2 separate regions of the Mus musculus genome follow, and region 1 is linked to region 2. Evidence: chromatin contacts called from ENCODE Hi-C data. All regions are on one chromosome and are shown on one strand. Each heading gives the region's core, a stretch centred on a gene start or an enhancer-like site at or near the end of the contact. The rest is flanking DNA. Distances are from core to core; before and after follow the strand shown.

Evidence for each region. Hi-C counts contacts between places; a loop is a spot of excess contacts on that map.
Region 1: a map of T-helper 17 cell shows a loop between it and region 2 (4-fold over the local background). The contact joins the promoter of Mcoln1 here to the enhancer-like site in region 2. A Hi-C loop is called at or near these places in 3 of 37 maps with a recorded cell type or tissue (T-helper 17 cell and v-Abl transformed pro-B cells).

Annotation. Positions count from the first base shown.
Region 1 is chr8:3,498,459-3,503,071 of GRCm38, reverse strand. It overlaps Mcoln1 (mucolipin 1), which reads right to left and starts at 2,553. Exons shown (of 14, transcript NM_053177.1): 1 at 2,445-2,553. The coding sequence starts at 2,475.
Region 2 is chr8:4,675,815-4,680,429 of GRCm38, reverse strand. It overlaps Gm6410 (a long non-coding RNA gene), which reads right to left. Exons shown (of 2, transcript XR_378684.4): 1 at 1,864-4,615. Among named protein-coding and RNA genes, the nearest start is that of Gm6410, 3.3 kb to the right of the region's middle. Within about 2 kb of position 2,054, at least 1 of the 3 ENCODE cell types and tissues checked has a DNase peak (open chromatin) inside an H3K27ac peak, as active enhancers do.

The DNA.
Region 1 (4,613 bases), core at 1,304-3,803, 1.2 Mb after region 2:
GGCTAGTTTTGTGTCAACTTGACACAGCTGGAGTTATCACAGAGAAAGGAGCATCAATTGAGGAAATGCCTCCATGAGATCCAGCTGCAAGGCATTTTCTCAATTAGTGATCAGGGGGAAAAGGCCCCTTGTGGGTGGGACCATCTCTGTGCTGGTAGTCCTGGGTTCTATAAGAAAGCAAGCTGAGCAAGCCAGGGGAAGCAAGCCAGTAAGGAACATTCCTCCATGGCCTCTGCATCAGCTCCTGCTCCCTGACCTGCTTGAGTTCCAGTCCTGACTTCCTTTGGTGATGAACAGCAGTATGAAAGTGTAAGCTGAATAAATCCTTTCCTCCCCAACTTGTTTCTTGGTCATGATGTTTGTGCAGGAATAGAAACCCTGACTAAGACAGTCCACCTCCCTACATCGTCTAAAAAGTGGAAATTAAAACCATCTATCTACCTCTAAGGCTGAGATCTAGAAACTACTTTGAGAATCCTGCCAGACCAACCAGAAAATGGCCCATGCTTCAGTGCATAGCTAGGTCTGAGGGGAATGCTATAGAAGCATTCTATCTGTGAGCAACTCTTCCAGCCCCAAAGCTGCCAGGAAAGGCTGGGCCACGTCACTACCCGTGGTTCCTACTTGGCTCCTCCCTTTTCAGTCTAGATGAGCATGTTTACAAGCTAGTAGGGAGGAAAACCAAAGGCAGGCTGTAACGCCTTAGCTAAGATCACAGCGTAGCCCATCCCAGGCATTACCAGCCAGAACTCCCACATGAATGTCTGCAGGCAGCACACAGTGAGAGATCAACACAAGATGCCATCCCCAGATTTCTTAGTGACAAGCCAGGAAACTGGGAGCACACAATCTCATTTTAGGAAGGTATGAGTTTGAGGAACTGTAGTTTAGTCCCCTAATTTGTGGAGAACATCCCTTTAGCTCTATTCCTGCCTATACGTTCAGGGAGGCTGAACATTTGGGCATTGGCTTCCAGAAGGGAAGCCTTGGGTCTCATTGCAGGTTGCTGTCTGAGTTCTGGCAAACTGAGGAACTAGAACTTTGGCTATAGCTTGGGCCATAGCTCAGTGGTAGTGTGGTACATGGCCCTAGGTTCAATCCAGAAGGAGGAGAGAAAGAGGAGGAGGAAGACTCGACTAGGCCTGTAATCACAGTACTCAGAGGCTGAAAAAGGAGTATCACAGGTTCAAGTCTGGCAGAATTCTGGAAGCAAAGAAGGCAGATACCAGAATTCCAGAACTCCCAGAGCTACATAGACACTCTGTCTCAAAACAGACAAAAACAAAAGTAAAAGAAGTTCAGGGTCTATAGACTAAGAACCTGATCCAAACAAAACCAAACTACCGCTAACAAAAGCTCGGGCTTCAAATACTGTCCTAATGGAAGAAACTAGCTAGCTGGCTGGCTGGCTGGCTGGCGCCTGTTTACAAACTGAGAAGAGACTAGGTTGGGGAAGGCAATACTCTCACAGGTCACAAACAACCCTGGAAAGAAATGTTTCGTAATAACAATAATACAGCCATCCATGGTGATACATGCTTAGAATCCCAGCACAAGGGAGGTGGAGGCTGGGATTATCAGGAGTCCTGCCCTCTTAAACTGGAGAATCTTAAGCCCACCCACTGTCCAAGTTCTTTGGACGCTCTATCTCTCTCTCATAAGGCAACTAAGTTTGTACTGGCCTTTAGAATTGTCATCAACAATAAGCTCTCTGCAGAGGTTTTAAAGGCTGGGACCTGCCCACTGGTTCTGAGAACCAACTGCCCATCTCTCCTCCATAAGTCTGCACCACACTTTAAAGGGAAAAATGGAGAGCTTGGAGAAAGAGGCTGGGGAAGTGGTGTCCACCCACCACCCAGTTCTAGGAACTGTAGACCCTCAGTGCTTGAGGCCAAGAGTTGCTGGTACCTGTACTACCTGAGTTCTGGGTACTATGCAAGCTGTTCACCTGAGGTTAGAGATGTTGTTGGTACACACCCACCACCCAGGTTCTAGGATGCTACTGTCTATCTCTCTCATATGAGGACTTGAAAAACTTGAGAACTGGAAGCCCAGGTTCTGGGAGCCATCTACCCATCTCTCCCCTATGGAGCATCTGAGAAGTCCGCACTGGAATTGACGAACGGGAAGTTGGGCGCTTGACGTCCAAGGTCGGAGGTGTCGCTGTGCACCCACTGCCCAGATTCTAGGAGGAATCATTCGTCAATCTCCCATAGGAACACTGAGAAGTCCGCCCTGAAAGTCAGAACACTAAGCTGGACGCTCGATGCCCACCCGCCGCCCAGATTCTAGGATCGGTAGAAGCTCTCCGCCTGAGGTAGGAGATGCTGGCCCGCCCGCCGCCCAGGTTCTAGAAGCCGAAAGCCCATCTTCCAGTATTGGACTGCAGCGGAAGTCACCCGAGGTCGCTGAGCTGGGCGCGCCCTCCCGCCGCCCGCGCTCACCTGAGGCGCGCCGGCCCGCCGGGGTGGCCATGGCCGCAGGGTGAGCGCGAGACGCGGGTGGGTCCCAGCGCGCGCCGCGGTCACTGCAGCCTCGCTCCCTCCCGGCGCCGCTTCAAACCCTCCCGCATCAGCTGACATGCGCCGCGGTCACGTGAGCGGGGCGCCTGAACTGAACACGTGACAAGCGCGACCCTTTCTAAGGGGCGGGGCAGAGCCTCCCAGCAGTGCGCATGCGCCCCTCGCTGGCCGCTTGTGGACTAAAAATAGTCGCGCGGTCCTAGTGCCGATAGCAACTCTAACAAAAGGTCTGAGGGACCCACTGGCTTCTAGGTGTGGCGGGAACTGGATCCGATCTGGCTCGGCGACAGCCTTGTAACTTCTGAGTCCAGAGCTTCACCTGTTACCCTCAGTAGTGTCCGGCGATGATCCGGCGTCCTAAGCCGAAAATATCCGCCCCTCTACTCCCAGAAACCTTTTCTGTCTCCCATCTGAGCTACAAGCAAACCGTTTCCTAAACCAAATAGAACCGTATTTTAACAGTCCAAAGACTTTCTGCGCTACTGCAACAGCCTCAGTCCTATCTTTTACAGCCAGTCTCCTCCTACGGAGAGTCCAGGACCTCCAAAGAATTTCCACCTTCTAGAACCTCCTGGTGACTTCCCAAGGCTTTGCAACGACCAGAAAACTTCCCACTTAAACTGACCGCTGGTCTGCCATTCACCTCTTTATGGCAGTCTTGCTTGGAACTTGATAGTTAAAAACGCAGCTCTGCAAGGAAGACAATTTGAGTGTAAATCTAACCATCACTTCAAAACTTTCCACCGTGCCTTAAATTGTGAGCTAATTTCTATTTATTTATTTATTTATTTATTTTGGTTTTTCGAGACAGGGTTTCTCTGTAATAGTTCTAGCTGTCCTGGAACTCACTCTGTAGACCAGGCTGGCCTCGAACTCAGAAATCCGCCTGCCTCTGCCTCCCAAGTGCTGGGATTAAAGGCACGCACTACCACTGCCTGGCCCTTTTATTATTAATAATAATCAATTGAAATTTTCTTGTTCTTTGCAAAACGGGATTCACCCAGGATTACCTGCCTCCCAGAGCTGTACAAAGGATTCAATGAAATAATTCAGACCATCTCACAGTACTGGGGATGTAGCCCAGTTGATAGGGTGCTTGCTCAGCAGGCACAAACTGGGATCAGTCCCCAGCGCTGTGGAAACATGGCATGATGGCCCTTGCAGTCCAATAACATTGGTAAGTATTATAATACTTTCTCAAAAGCCAGGCATTGAGGCTAGGGAGATGGCTCGGTGCAATAGTCAGGGAGGTGGTTCACTGGCTCAGGTGCTTGCCATGAAAGCATGAAGATCTGAATTCAGATCCCTAGAATTTGTGTAAAAACTAAGGCCTGGTACCTGTAATCCCAGCATTGTGGAGGCAGAGATGAGAGGATCCCTGGGGCCTGGGGCCAACAGTTTAACCAGTCTGTGAGCCCCAGGATAAAAGTGAGGGGCTGAAGAGATAGTGCATCAGTGAGGAGAACTGGTTCTGGTAGAGGACTCGAGTTCAGTTCCCAGCATCCACATGGCAGCTGACAACTGCCTATAATTCCAGTTCCACTAGATACAATGTCCTCTTCTGACCTCCAAAGTCAACAGTCATGGGGCACAGACTTACCTGAAAGCAAAATACTTATAAATATATAATAAAAATTAAATTTTAAAAAAGTAAAGACTTGAGGAAGATGCCAACCTGAATCCCTCGCCTCTATGTGTGCATACACACAGGCACTGTCATCCACACCTACAAGTCCATATGCTGCCACCACACACACACCACACACACACCACATACACACTACACACACACACTCACACTCACACACACCACATACACACACACTCACACACACAGAGGGGGTAAGCGTGTTGGGCTGTTTAGAAGATGGATATTGAGGTCAGCTAGGTCTGTGTAGTGATACCCTACCCTCCAAATAAAGCAAAAACGTTCCTCAGGAAAAGTGATCCTTCCATCTTAATCAGAAATCTTGCTATGGTTTTAGAATGTTCCACCCTCTGTCCTTGGTTTTGAGATATTTCTAAACTAGAATTGACCAAACTGTGTTGGTCTTGTTTTCTTCTGGGACCTCAGTATTATATGTTTATTAG
Region 2 (4,615 bases), core at 805-3,304:
CAGTTGAATTCCAATCCCAGTTGTCCCTTCTTTTCTTATTTTTATTCTTTTTCTTTTTTTTCCTTCTTTTTCTTTTCCTTTTGGCCTTTTTATATATATGTAAATGTATGTATAAATGTATATGTAAATGATATGTAATTGTATATGCAACTGATATGTGTATGTAAATGCACATATGAATAAATTTGCAAATATTCAAATGAGATTTAGATGTGTGGGCGGTGCCTAATTCTGGTGGGCATGGCATTAGAAGGAATGGGCATGGCTGGGTGCAGAGGGTGTGGCCTGAGTGTGGTGAAACTGGCCTAAAGAATTATGGGTGGGCGTGGTCTGGATAGGATTGGTGTGGCATTAGGAAGTATGGGTGTGTCCTGACCAATTGAGGGCATTGTTGTTGAATAGTGGGAGTAGACTGAAGATCTGTGGGTGTTTTCTGTAGTGGAAGTGTCCTAAAGGAGTATGGGCATGGTCTGAGAGTAGTGGGTGTGCCCTGAAGGAGGATGGGCGTGGTCTCAGAGTAGTGTGCTTGGCCTAAAGGAGGGTGGGCATGTTCTGAAGCTGCATGGGCATGGCCTAAATGAGGGTGGGCGTGGCATTTGAAAGCATGGGCATGAATATCATTTGCATATTTGCTTATTCACATATGCATTTACATGTACACTTGCGTGCACATTGCATATACAATTACATATCATTTGTATGTGCATTTATAAATACATTTACATATATGAAAAGACCAAAAGACAACTGGGATAATTCCCACAGTGACTCGCAACTGAGGATAGCCACGTGGGTAGGGTGTCCTCCTCAAACCTAACATGAAGAAACAAAAAAAAGATTCAGAAGTCAGCCAGTCCTTCTCAGTGACTATGTAAATGTCTATGTAAATTTGTGGATGTGTCCTCGCTGTCTATGTAAATGTCTATGTGTATTTGTGGTTGTGTTCTGAGTAACTATGTAAATGTCTACATAAATATCTCTGTAAATTTGTGGGCATGTTCTCAGTGTCTATGTAAATGTCTATGTGGGCGGGCCTACCAATGTGTGGGCAGGCCTAAAGATGTGTGGGAGTGGCCTAAAGATGTCTGGGCGGGCCCAAAGATGTTATGGAGTGGCCTAAAAGTGTCTGGGCGGGCCTAATTTGAGGTGTGTTCTGTCTCTGTAAATTTGGGGGCGTGTTCTAACTGTCTATGTAAATGTATATGTAAATTTGGGGGCGTGTTCTGACTATGTAAGTGTCCTAAAGATGTGTGAGAGGAGCCTGAGTGTAGTGGGAGGATCCTAAGGATGTGTGGGAGGGGCCTGAATGTAGTGGGAAGGTCCTAAAGATGTGTGGGAGTGTCCTAAAATGTGTGGGAGGGGCCTGAGTATAGTGGGCGGGTCCTAAAGATGTGTGGGAGTGTCATAAAGACGTGTGGGAGGGGCCTGAGTGTAGTGAGAGGGTCCTAAAGATGTGTAGGAGTGGCCTAAAAAAGTGTGGTAGGGGCCTGAGTGTAGTGGGAGGGCCTAAAGATGTGTGGGAGGGGGCTGAGTGTACTGGGAGGGCCTAACGTTGTGTGGGAGGGGCCTGAGTATAGTGGAAGTGTCCAAAAGATGTGAGTGTCCTAAAGATGTGTGTGAGTTGCCTAAGGATGTGTGGAAGAGGCATAAAGCCCTGTGGGCATAGCCTGAGTGTTGTGGGCGGGGCCTAAAGTCCTGTAGTAGTGGCCTGAGAGTATTGGGCAGGGCATGAAGCTGTGTAGGCTTGGCCTGAGTGTAATGGGTGTGGCTTGAGTGTAGTGGGAACAGCATTAAAGCCGTGTGGGCGTGATCTAGGTGTAGTGGGTGTGACATAAAGACGTGTCGGCAGCGGCTGTGACCTACCACGTCACGGCGGCTGTGGGAACGGAGGCGTCTGACTGACATTGGGGTCACCGAGCGACCGGGGCGCATGGGTCGCGGCAGTTACCGTTGGGACGGGGAAACCCCGGCCTCGGCGTCAAAGTCTACGTCAGTGGGCGTGGCAGTGCGCGCACACCTCGATGATGCCGGCTCTGACGTCACAGGAGTCAGAACGCGGAAGCGGGCTCAGGAACCGAATTCACTGTCTGTCTTCAGCTGAGGCGGAATTTACAGCAGGTGTAAGAGTGAGGCAGGGGGATTCCTGTGAGTAAGGAAGGAACTGAGGCAGGGGGATGACCGTGACTGCACGGACCTGAGACAACAGGAGAGAGACTTCCGGTACGCAGCAGGAAGCCCCGCCCGCTTGGCCTTGACTGAGGCAGGGGCTTGCGCTTTATTTTTCTTTTCTCAATATATAAACAAACGCAGTGATGTAGCCGCCCCCTCCGCCTGTCAATCACCGTCTCCGCCCACTGAGCTGTGCTCGCCAATCAGAGAAAAACCTCGCGGGGCTCAGAGGACCCAAACCCGGGACTGGGACAGAATTACGACTCCTAGCATGCCTAGGGGCTACCGCCACCTCACTTCCTGTGGCAAACAGGAGATCCCGCGCGAGGAGGGAAGTAACTACAACTCCCAGCATGCACTAGAATTATTGAACCATAACTTTCTGCGCCAGACAGGATGTGCCTCCGGCCCGGACAGGAAGTCCGATCGGTCTGCTGCGGCCGCAGGGGTTGATGGGAGATGCAGTCCAGTCAGGAAGCTTCGCCTCATGCGTGCCCCGTCCTGCTCGCTGTTTCCGGTCGTACCGAATGGCACCGTGACTGACGGCACGGAGAGGCTTCCAGTGGGCGGCGGGAGCCCCTCTGCGGCGGCGGCTGAGGAGCGAAGCGGGAGCGGGAAACGGAATCACTGTCTGCAGCTGAGGCACGGGGCGGGGGATGACAGCGGGTGTGAGAGTGAGGCAGGGGGATTCCCGTGAATAAAGGAGCTGAGGCAAGGCCATGACAGCAACTGCACTGACATGAGATGGTAGGAAGCCCCGCCCGCTGGCCAGTGACTGACGGCACGGGTTTCCAATCCCCGGTCATTGAACGGCAGGGGGGGCGTGTCGAGGCGGAGAAACCGCGGAACGGAGGAATATTCGAGGACGGGGAATCTGCGCATGCACTGCTGCGCCGGCGGGCTAGAGGACCGGAAGTCCAGGCTGCGGTTCCGCTACCACGCGAATTCTCATGCCACCCATACATTCAACATTTGGTCTCTGTCCCTAAATCACATAACATACAGCAGACACATCTGCTGTTCAATGTTAAGCTACTTTGCAAGCATGGTGGGTTTATATTTTTAATTTTATTATTTTGGATTTTGTTGTTCGAGATAAAAATTTCTCTGTGAAACCCTTTCTGACCTGTTAGTAGGTACAGACACATCAGCCACCTATCATGTTTTTGTACGATAAGCATATGCTTTTGTGCTAAGGAAGCTTCTTAAGAATACCATCTTGTTTAAGATTTACATGAGGAAAAAGGAATTAGATGGGAGACATCTCTGAAGTCAGGAGAAAGATGAAGAAACTACGAAGTCAGCAGAAGCATCATACAATGTGGCACACTCAGGAGAAGTCTAATCAAACTGTGCTGCACAAGAGGAACTCAGTGTAAATGAAAAACATTTCTGGCCGAGCCTCTCGTGGCCTTGGGACTGATAACCACAGCCCCATATGGTAGGAAGAGTTGTGCTCTCAGAATCTGATTCAACCCCTCCCCCTCCAAAGGCCCTGGCCCCACACCATTACCAGCACTCCCAAGCACATTCCTGGTTTTAGGAAACGAGCTCTGTTTTATCTCTACACCCAGACCTCTAGGTAAGCATCCAAGGAGCCAGCTGAGTAAGCCCGAGGCTGTGACTGGCTTCGCCAAGCGTGTTCCTGGGTTTCAGAAGGAGCTAGGTCATGCTCCAGACATGGGGACCTCAGGGAAAGTGTAGCTTGACCAGGCCAGTATGCAATACAACAGAGATTTCTTTCCTTTTCTTTTTTCCCTTTTTGGCATGGTTGTCATCTTACCCATGTGGCAGAACTATGCCTTTCTCAAGAAGAAAACTGAACCTTTATGGCACACCAGGCCTTGTTGATTGTGATTCTATAATGCCCCATTGAGCAGATGGATAGAGGCCTGCTCTTTGATAAGGAGGTGGGCCTAGTGGCTGGTTGTAAATTAAGTTTGATTCCTTTGTTATGGTTTGGAGCCATATTTCTGGGCAATCCTGTTGAACAAGCATGTGTATGCTAGCATCCTAAACTCAAACTGCACTGGTTAGCACATTACTTATTTGTGGGATGTTTTACAGGCAGTGCACCCTCAGCTAAATTCTACTTGCTGTGCCTTTCTATCCCCTAAGCTTTCGTAAATCCATTACAACATAAGTTCTACTCTTTTAAATCACAGCTTGACATTGGATTGCTACCCAGCACATGACATGCCTTTTACAACCTCCACAAAATTAACTCCAAATGGATTGTCCACCTTCATGTGAAATGCTAAGATCAGAACTTGTAGAAACTAGGACTCTCCGAGTTTGGGATCATGCCAAGAATTTTCTACACACAAGCCAAATGCTCTGCACAGTTGCAGCTCCCACAGTGAAGTTATTCATAAGTTAAGGCTGGGTCCAGCAAGTGGCTAGGACCTCAGGGGACCTCACATGTGGCCGCCGATTCCCACTCAGT